Regions from separate parts of the Homo sapiens genome. Here regions 1 and 3 are each linked to region 2. The links are chromatin contacts, found by Hi-C or POLR2A ChIA-PET in ENCODE. All regions are on one chromosome and are shown on one strand. The core of a region is the stretch at or near the end of the contact, and the rest is flanking DNA. Distances in the headings are between cores, read along the strand shown. Region 1 overlaps IRAK3 (interleukin 1 receptor associated kinase 3). Region 2 holds the start of LINC02389 (long intergenic non-protein coding RNA 2389). Region 3 has its middle 17 kb from the start of LINC02425.

The links. A loop is a pair of places that touch in the nucleus more often than their neighbours do. ChIA-PET counts read pairs that join two places held with the same protein, here RNA polymerase II (POLR2A). Pooled maps may share reads with other maps.
Region 1: POLR2A ChIA-PET joins it to region 2 with 25 read pairs in activated T-cell. The contact joins the enhancer-like site here to the promoter of LINC02389 in region 2. POLR2A ChIA-PET finds 5 or more read pairs at or near these places in 2 of 52 experiments (activated T-cell and common myeloid progenitor, CD34-positive).
Region 3: a pooled map shows a loop between it and region 2 (4-fold over the local background). The contact joins the enhancer-like site here to the promoter of LINC02389 in region 2. A Hi-C loop is called at or near these places in 1 of 168 maps with a recorded cell type or tissue (GM12878), 1 of 37 single-sample maps with no recorded cell type and 4 of 50 pooled maps.

The regions. Positions count from the first base shown.
Region 1 is chr12:66,195,700-66,198,399 of GRCh38, forward strand. All of the region lies in intron 1 of IRAK3 (interleukin 1 receptor associated kinase 3), which reads left to right. Among named protein-coding and RNA genes, the nearest start is that of IRAK3, 7.8 kb to the left of the region's middle. Within about 2 kb of position 1,277, at least 4 of the 41 ENCODE cell types and tissues checked have a DNase peak (open chromatin) inside an H3K27ac peak, as active enhancers do.
Region 2 is chr12:64,882,372-64,885,104 of GRCh38, forward strand. LINC02389 (long intergenic non-protein coding RNA 2389) reads left to right here and starts at 1,403. Exons shown (of 3, transcript NR_033988.1): 1 at 1,403-1,494.
Region 3 is chr12:66,046,218-66,048,917 of GRCh38, forward strand. No RefSeq gene overlaps it. Among named protein-coding and RNA genes, the nearest start is that of LINC02425, 17 kb to the left of the region's middle. Within about 2 kb of position 1,279, at least 2 of the 41 ENCODE cell types and tissues checked have a DNase peak (open chromatin) inside an H3K27ac peak, as active enhancers do; they include GM12878, where a contact is called at or near this core.

The DNA.
Region 1 (2,700 bases), core at 27-2,526, 1.3 Mb after region 2:
CACAGCCTGGAGTGCAATGGTGCAATCTTGGCTCTCTGCAACCTCTACCTCCCGGGTTCAAGAGATTCTCCTGCCTCAGCATCCCGAGTGGGATTACAGGCGCCTACCACAAAACCAGGCTAATTTTTTGTATTTTTAGTAGAGACGGGGTTTAACTATGTGGGCCAGGCTGGTCTCGAACTTCTGGCCTTAGGTGATCCACCCACCTCGGCCTCCCAAAGTGCTGGGATTACAGGTGTGAGCCACCACACCTGGCCATGGCCACTCTTTTAAAATTGACACCCCCCCCCACCACTCTCTTATGCCTCTTTTCCACTTTATTTTTCTCTATATCATTTATCACCTCTCACATACTTTATGTATGTAAGTATCTCTATGTATATATAAAATAAACTATATATATATGTAAACATATATATGTTTATTTGTTTATTCTTCATCTAGAAATAAGCTTCAAGGGAGCAGGGATATTTCCTTCCTTTGTTTCCTGCTGACTCTCTTAGCATCGAAAATTGTACTTGGCACAGAGCAGGCACTCAGTAAATATGTACATTCTGAATAAATTAATGAATCAACAAATGTCTATTAAAAACCTTGTTGGGTTGTCTATTAAAAACCTTGTTGGGCAGAATCTTTGATAAAGCACTGTAAATACAATGTCCTAGTCCCTGCTTGTAAGAATTTTCCAATTTAGTGTAGGCAACAGACCTATAAAAGTTTAACAAGGGAAGAATGTGTGGGGAAATAGTATTGATATTCACCTGGGAATGAAATTACATAGCTTCTGACTGAAACCTTGGTGTTGAGGGTGAATTATCTCCCAGAGGTAGTTAATGTTAGGTTCCTACCTGTGTCTAGGATTAAGAGAGCAGGACAGACAGAGGGGCACCTGAGAAGTCACACACAGCCCTCCGCAGTTATGAGTCCTACTCAGGCATGGGGTAAAACATACACATGAGCTTAAGTATGAATAAGAACTATTTCTTATAAAATATATTAACTAGTAAGTGTTAATGCTAACAGTCTGGTATGAAGAATAGATCTAACTTATAATTTTGACTTTTGTTTTACTCTTTTGGAATTAAAAATGTCTTTAACCTTAAAAGTTCTTTTAAAAAATTGTCTAATTTTTTGCATGCTTTGTAGAAAGAAAGAGACATCTTTCCTTTTTCCCTTACAGTGTCTAAAAACAAGCTTTGTGAGAATGGAGTCTTAATTTTGCAGGGGTTTTGGCATGTGGTTGTATGCAAATACAAAGATTCCAAATACGGATGTGTTGCATTATTTGAAAAAACCCCTTCAGAGACATATTTGCATATGGAGACGTGATTTCTGCAACTGAAAACAGTCAGTCCTGCACTCTCAAAACAGCCTTCAAGGACTTTTGAGCATCTGATTTCTGAACTTCTTAGGTTGACTTTTTGGCTTATGTGACTCCAATACGACTTTCAACAAAGATTTGTGTTCCAAAAAATGGTTTTAAACAATGCTTAACTAACAGCATGTTTTTCTTAATTTGTATTTTCAGTTTAGAATGCTTTTAACTTTATCAACATAATTAGTCATTGAGAACTTTTCTCTGTATTTTTATTTGATATGTACTGCGAGTAAACAAAGTCCTATATTCTGAAAGGGGACACGTAAGGGAGAGTTGAAGAAAATGATAAATATTGAAGAATGTAATTAACATGTTGAGAGTTTGCATTCCTGTTGTATCAGATTGGAGCTATTTTATAGAATTGGATCTAAATGAAGTATACATTTTATGGATGCTAAAAATACTCTTTAGCAATGTTTCTATTCAGAATGCATCATCATTAGAGAAAAGCTATTAAGGTTGCAGTGTGAATCACCAGTTGGAAAAAGAGAAAACATATTTCATTTCCAGTCCGGAAGCAATCCATGCATGCAGGCAGTATTCATTTTAACAGTCTGGATCAGTTTTTTACCATGAACTTCTGCTATTAGAAAAAATGCCTTTGTCTAATCTAGCTTTCCTTAGATGTGATGCAAACTCAGAACTATATGCCCCGGTCAATGTTAGAGACCCTAAAACCCCAGCTCATTTGGCATCTGTTCATTCATATTCCAGCTGAATCTCAGAAATGTGCTTAAGGGAAAGCATCTGATATTAGCAGTTTCTCAGCCAAGTCACAGGACGGGACATCCCAGAGTCATGGCCTGCTGCACTTTTAAAAGGGAAATTCAGGAATCAAAAAAAAAACAAACAGAGAATGGAATTTATGGAAAGTATGGAATGAAAAGCTGACATTCCCTGGGACTTGAAATGTTAACTCTGGATTTCCTTAATAGCTATAAACTGTGCCTTTCCTACTGTGGCAATTGTTGTGAGCTAGAACATGTTTATACCTTTTTATGTATAAATATTTTATCTGAGACTCCTGCTACTATTGCCACCCGATGCATCTTCCAAAAGGTAAAGCTTCCATCTTTGCATCACCTTCTCAGAAATCTGAATTGGTCCCATTGCTTTCAGAATGAAGTTAAGTTCATATGCTAACACTCAGGGCCTCTGTCTGTCAATCAGCAAAAATATATTGAACGTGTACTATGTGGCTAAGCATGTTTCTGCAGATACAAGGTAACATGGAGACCTCATGGAGCTTGTTCACCTTTTCTTTAACGTGAACACTCTGCTCCAAGCATTCTGGCCTTCCCTCTGCCCTCTTGTGTTGTCTT
Region 2 (2,733 bases), core at 153-2,652:
AGCGCAATCTCAGCTCACTGCAACCTGCTCACTGCAACCTATTTAGCTGGCAAATAACATCTGGATCTATCTGACACCAGAGCCTGAGCTTTTCCTTTGCTACACTGTCTTATAACTTTGCCCATAACTCCAAGTTCCCTGAAGGCCCCCCACTCCGCTAATGCCCTCATACTGCTGTGTATTCATAAATCCTTGCTTCGAGCACCCTCCTTGCTTCAGTCTGCCTGGCAGATACCTACCTATCCTTTTGGTCTCATCGCACACATTAATGAGGTAAAATCCAATCTATGCCACTATATGATTTGGGGCAAGTTACTTAACATCTGAGACCTTCAATTTCCACATCTGTACAATGAGAATAATTTCAATCTCATAGGGTTTGTTGTGGACAATTGCCGTCTTTGCTGCCCAGAATTTACTATGCTTTGGCAACATTGCCTTAATTTTGCTTGGGGAGCCAGCCCTCCTCCACCTCTGCCCATGTACTTCCGGTGACAGTGATGGCCCTGGAGGGAGCACAGGGCCTGAGCTCAGACACTCAGCACTCTTCCTCCTCCTCACCATGGTGTCTGACCCATGGATGAGCCACAGGAAAAGAAGCTCAATTCCTAGGCTCTTGTTTTGAACTCTCACGTAAGCAGACTCACTCATTTCTACTGGATTTGGTCCTAAGTTGCTAAAGTTTGGGGAAAATTGGGTTACATATAGCTTATGTGATTAACTCCATAAATGAATATGCAACAGAATTTAACCTGGAAGGAAAAAGCCCAGGAGTTGTTGCTGGCAGCTCTCTTGTAACCATGAGGGGAGAGCTTGTTGGAGAAGAGTTAACACTCAGCAAGCAGAGCTGAGAAACAGAGAGAAAGCAGGCTGCTTTCAGGGCCTGTGAGCTCTGGATCAGGCCACGCCCAAAGCCAATTTGTCTCAGCTTATTTACTATATCAGCTAACATTCCAATTTTGGGGTTTAGCCAGTTTGGTCAGATTTTCTACCACTCATGTTGAAAAACTCTTAACTGAAACAGAGGTGTTGTGAAGATTACAGATTATAAGGGCAAAATGGTGGCTGTATCAGTGAACAGTAGTCAGGATTATTTTTTACTTTCCAGTGACTCAAACCTCTCCTAAACTGCTCTCTCAGTTTTGGCTCCGTCTTCCCATGATAATAATAGGTGGTGTAGAGAGGTGACAGAGTCAAGGAACATGGTTCTTGTTTTCTGAAGATGGTTCTTTCCTCAAGCCCTTTGAGTCTTCTTTGGTCTTATATTCTCATCACAGAAGGAGAGGTGATTGTCTTTCCCCAGTTTTGTCTACCATTCCGGTTCCATCTGCATTCCCGGAGGAGTCCTGTTGAGGGCAGAGTGACTGTGAGCAAAACAAGAAGAGCTGTGTCACCAAGTTCCATAAAATCTGGGAGCCCAAGCAGCATATTTGTGGGATTTGTCTGACAGAACGCAATGGAAACAGAGCGTGGCATTCGCTCCATCTCCCCCAGGTGAGCGGCAGCTTTCTCACGGGGGGTCGGGGGCGGGGGGGGGGGGGGGCTCTAGGGCATCTCTAATGGCGTCTGCGGGGAAGCAGCAGGGCTGGGTGAGAAAGTGGGTCTCACGGGACCTGCAGTGTTCAGCAGAGCCGTGGGAGTGCCTGCTGGGAGCATACTTGTTTGGGAACACATGAGAGGCACCCCCTGAAGATTTCAAGAAAACCGGATAGCATTAGGAGATATACCTAATATAAATGACGAGTTAATGGGTGCAGCACACCAACATGGCACATGTATACATATGTAACAAACCTGCACGTTGTGCACATGTACCCTAGAACTTAAAGTATAATAAAAAAAAATATATATATATACATATAAAAAGAAAACCTTGCCCAGTTAAGGGGATGGGAGGACTTTATAGGCCCTGTTTCAAAATATGTCTGTGAGAACGGTGTTGAGTCATTGTTGCTGCAGGGACCCTATCTGGACCAAGAAGTTGCTAAGGTCTGGGGAAGGTTGAGCTACATATAACGTATGTGATGAACTCCACAAATGTCTATGCAACAGAATTTAACAGATGGTGAAAAGTGTAAAGATTTTTGTTGCATGTATAGCTATGGAGCAGAATTTCTAGTACATTTGTCAAGTGTGAAACAAATTACAGAATCATGATATTATTTAATAAAAAGTGGTTATATCACAATAATAAACATTACTAATGGCAATCCTAGGCATCATGTAGCTCAATGATTTTCAAAGGTTTTTAAGGAGCAGAACATTATAAAATTATTGTTTAGACTTGTACTTTAAGTAGATAATATTTGCACAAGGTGAAAATTTAACATGTACGAAAAAGCACATAGGAAAACTAGGTCTCCCTCCACCCCTTGTCCCCTATCCACTCAAAGCTTCTACCCACAGGAAACCGATGTTACTCCTTTCTTTTGTATCCTTTCAGAGATGTTTTATGCATATTCAAGCACATTCTCACACACACACTTTCGTAAGCAGTAACACAATAACCTTCTGAACTTTCCTTTTTCACTATGTACCATGGAGATTGTTCCAGAACAGTGCAAGTAGAGCCACCTCGTTCTTTTTTACTGCTGCATAGATTTCCATTTCAGGTCTGTGCACAATACATTTATTCTCTAATCTATTATTAGATTATTTGTTTGCTTCCAATTTCATATCTATGGAATATGCATATCCTTGTACATATGATGTAATATTGCTAATAAGGAAGTT
Region 3 (2,700 bases), core at 29-2,528, 1.2 Mb after region 2:
CTTCCCCACCCAGGGAGTCCTGTGTTCATATACTGTTGTGCTACATAACTAATACTTGAAGGAATAATAATGAGGCCATTGAGTGCCAATAATATGTTAGGCATTATACAAAATTCGTCATTCTACAAAACCTGTTTGCTTCCCAAGCCTACTCAGTCTCTGCTGAGTGGGTTTAAGATTACTGGCAATATATCCATTGCAAACCCTTTTAGCCAGGAGTGTCTGCTGCTTTGTCTTTAAGATTTTGTCTCTGCAAGAATATTGGACTCTTTGATTTCAGCGGCAAGGGTGTTTGGGTAGCAGCCAGAGTCTAACATTTTTTGTCCTTTAAAGCCTTCATGCATCTGTTGTTTGGCCATCACAACTGACTGCCTTGACTTGGTTGGAATTACAACTCAATTTACACCCTATATTTTCCCTTTATTTCTTCAGCATCATACAGGACTCAAGATTTAACAGCATTTCTTTGACTTTCTGGCCTCCTCTCGAGACTTTGATTTATTTCTACAAGCCATATAACAGTGTTCTTGGCAGCCAATAAGAACTCTTCAATTGGACACTCTAATCAGGCTCTTTTCCTTGGCAACAAGTTCTAGCCACCTCCTCTTCTTTGCTGAGAGAAAACTCAGAAAAAAAAAAAAAAAAAAAAAAGGTGCGCCAGTTTAGAAGGAAGCAAAAGCTATCTCAACAGGTGAAAGAAAGCCAACTCTCGTGAAAGTGGGAAGGGAAAACTCTGCCTCTATAGGTATTGTTTCTTTAGGAAGCCATAAGGCCAAAATAACTGGTTATAATCCAGAGTATTGAATGTTTTTCCTGATACTCACTTGTCACATGATTTAAGTCAAGCCTGTTTGCTTCTCGGGGACTCAGTTTTCCCATCTGTAGAATATTACTCTCTGGCATCTTCACCACAGAGTTTAAAGCATTGGCCATATGTTAACCTCTTTACTTTTCACAATCCTGTAAGAGTCAGGCACAGATACTTTGCTTCAGACCTGAAAGGAAAAAGAGAAGCAAAGAAATTGTGGGGTCTGCCTACAGTTGCAGTATAGCTGGGATAACAATTTACATTGTTTATCTTAATGCCAAATGCTATTGTTTTCCAGAAACTTCTCTGTCAGAAAAATGGAATTATTAACAGAGAAATATGGCACCTTGCTTGCAAGTCATTTGACTTGGCTGTTTAAATGAAGTTAGGGGATTTCAAAACCCAATCTAATAGAAAAACATTGGTCAGAGTTTGACATTATACAAATATTTCATACTTGGGGCCTACTGCCTTGAAACACTGACTAATCCTCACTGTTACCTTGTGAAATACATTATTAGTCATTATTAGTTCCATTTTACAGCTGGAGGAACCAAAGAAGAAAGTTCAAATGGCTTCTCTGGGGCCACAGAGGAAGTCAGTACTACACAAGAGAAATTCTTGTATTTTCTCTCTCTTTTGCTCACCCAGATAGAGAAAGCAGGTTTTCTGGAGAAGTTCTCACATCTGAAATCATTCATGAAACTAGAGGCAAATTCACATGGCATTAGTTTTTGAGAACAGTCACAGCTACAGCATTTCTAAAAATGTAAACATAACAGCAAATGTAAGATCCATATTGGAAAAACACCCTTGAGGTTGTGTTTCTCTAATTGTAGTCATTGGGCTTCCAGGAATTTGAGAGCACAGACCCCAAACCATTCACAGACCATGACACTTCTCTTACTCATGAATTAACTATATATTGGTATTCAATGAAAAGCTGATGTCTTTTTATGCGTACCCTAGCCAAAAATAATGCTAGGCTTCCTGATGATTCTCAAGATGTGTGGTGAAGTGTGTGTGTGTGTGTGTGTGTGTGTGTGTGTGTGTGTGATGTCAAGTAGACATTTACTGAACATTAACTGTGTATCAAGCACTGTGCCTACTTGTTGGAAAATAGAAGTAAAAATCTCCTTCCCCTAGAAGAATTTAGGATTTAGGTAAGAAAATAAAATACACATATCTACCAGGCTCTGGTAAAATCTAGAGTTCAAATATGTTATTTTTAATTTTGCTTAACCCCATATTTCTTTAACTTTTGGAATTCAGAATTTTTCTTCAAGAAGCACCTAATAATAATGCCACTATAATTAGTACTTTTCACTTTAAAATTAATTTTTTAATCTCTCCATCAGTATTCAGGTTTAGAATTTCCTAAAAGACCATGTACTTAAGCTTTCTTATAAAACAATTACATCATCAAGATGCAAATAAAGACTTCTTAATTTCCATCTATATTCAATTATTTTATGTTAAATTTGGGCTTCCCGTCTGCCAAGTTATATGCTGTATGGTGAACATATAAACAGGAAGCCAGCATTAGCCCTGCCCAGTAGTGTAGTGGAAGAATGACATGGAAACCTCTGATTGCAATACAATGAGACGAATGCTGGTTGACACACCTACAATATATGACCAGCGCCTGGAAACCAGCCATGCTAGCACATGGGGGTGCACGGAGGTGTACCGGGCGAAGGAAGGCTTTATGGAGGAAGTGATGTTTGAGCGGCTCTGAAAAAAACAGAAGGTCCCCAAGGTGAGAAGAGGATGAGGACTTTTCCAGGCAAAAGGAGAGGCAAAATGGCGTGATTTGGGAGTCTCCTGGGGATCTACCCGTCAAGAGAAAACCTCCTGAGAAGGTCTATAAGTGGAGCAGCGTCTACAGGGCG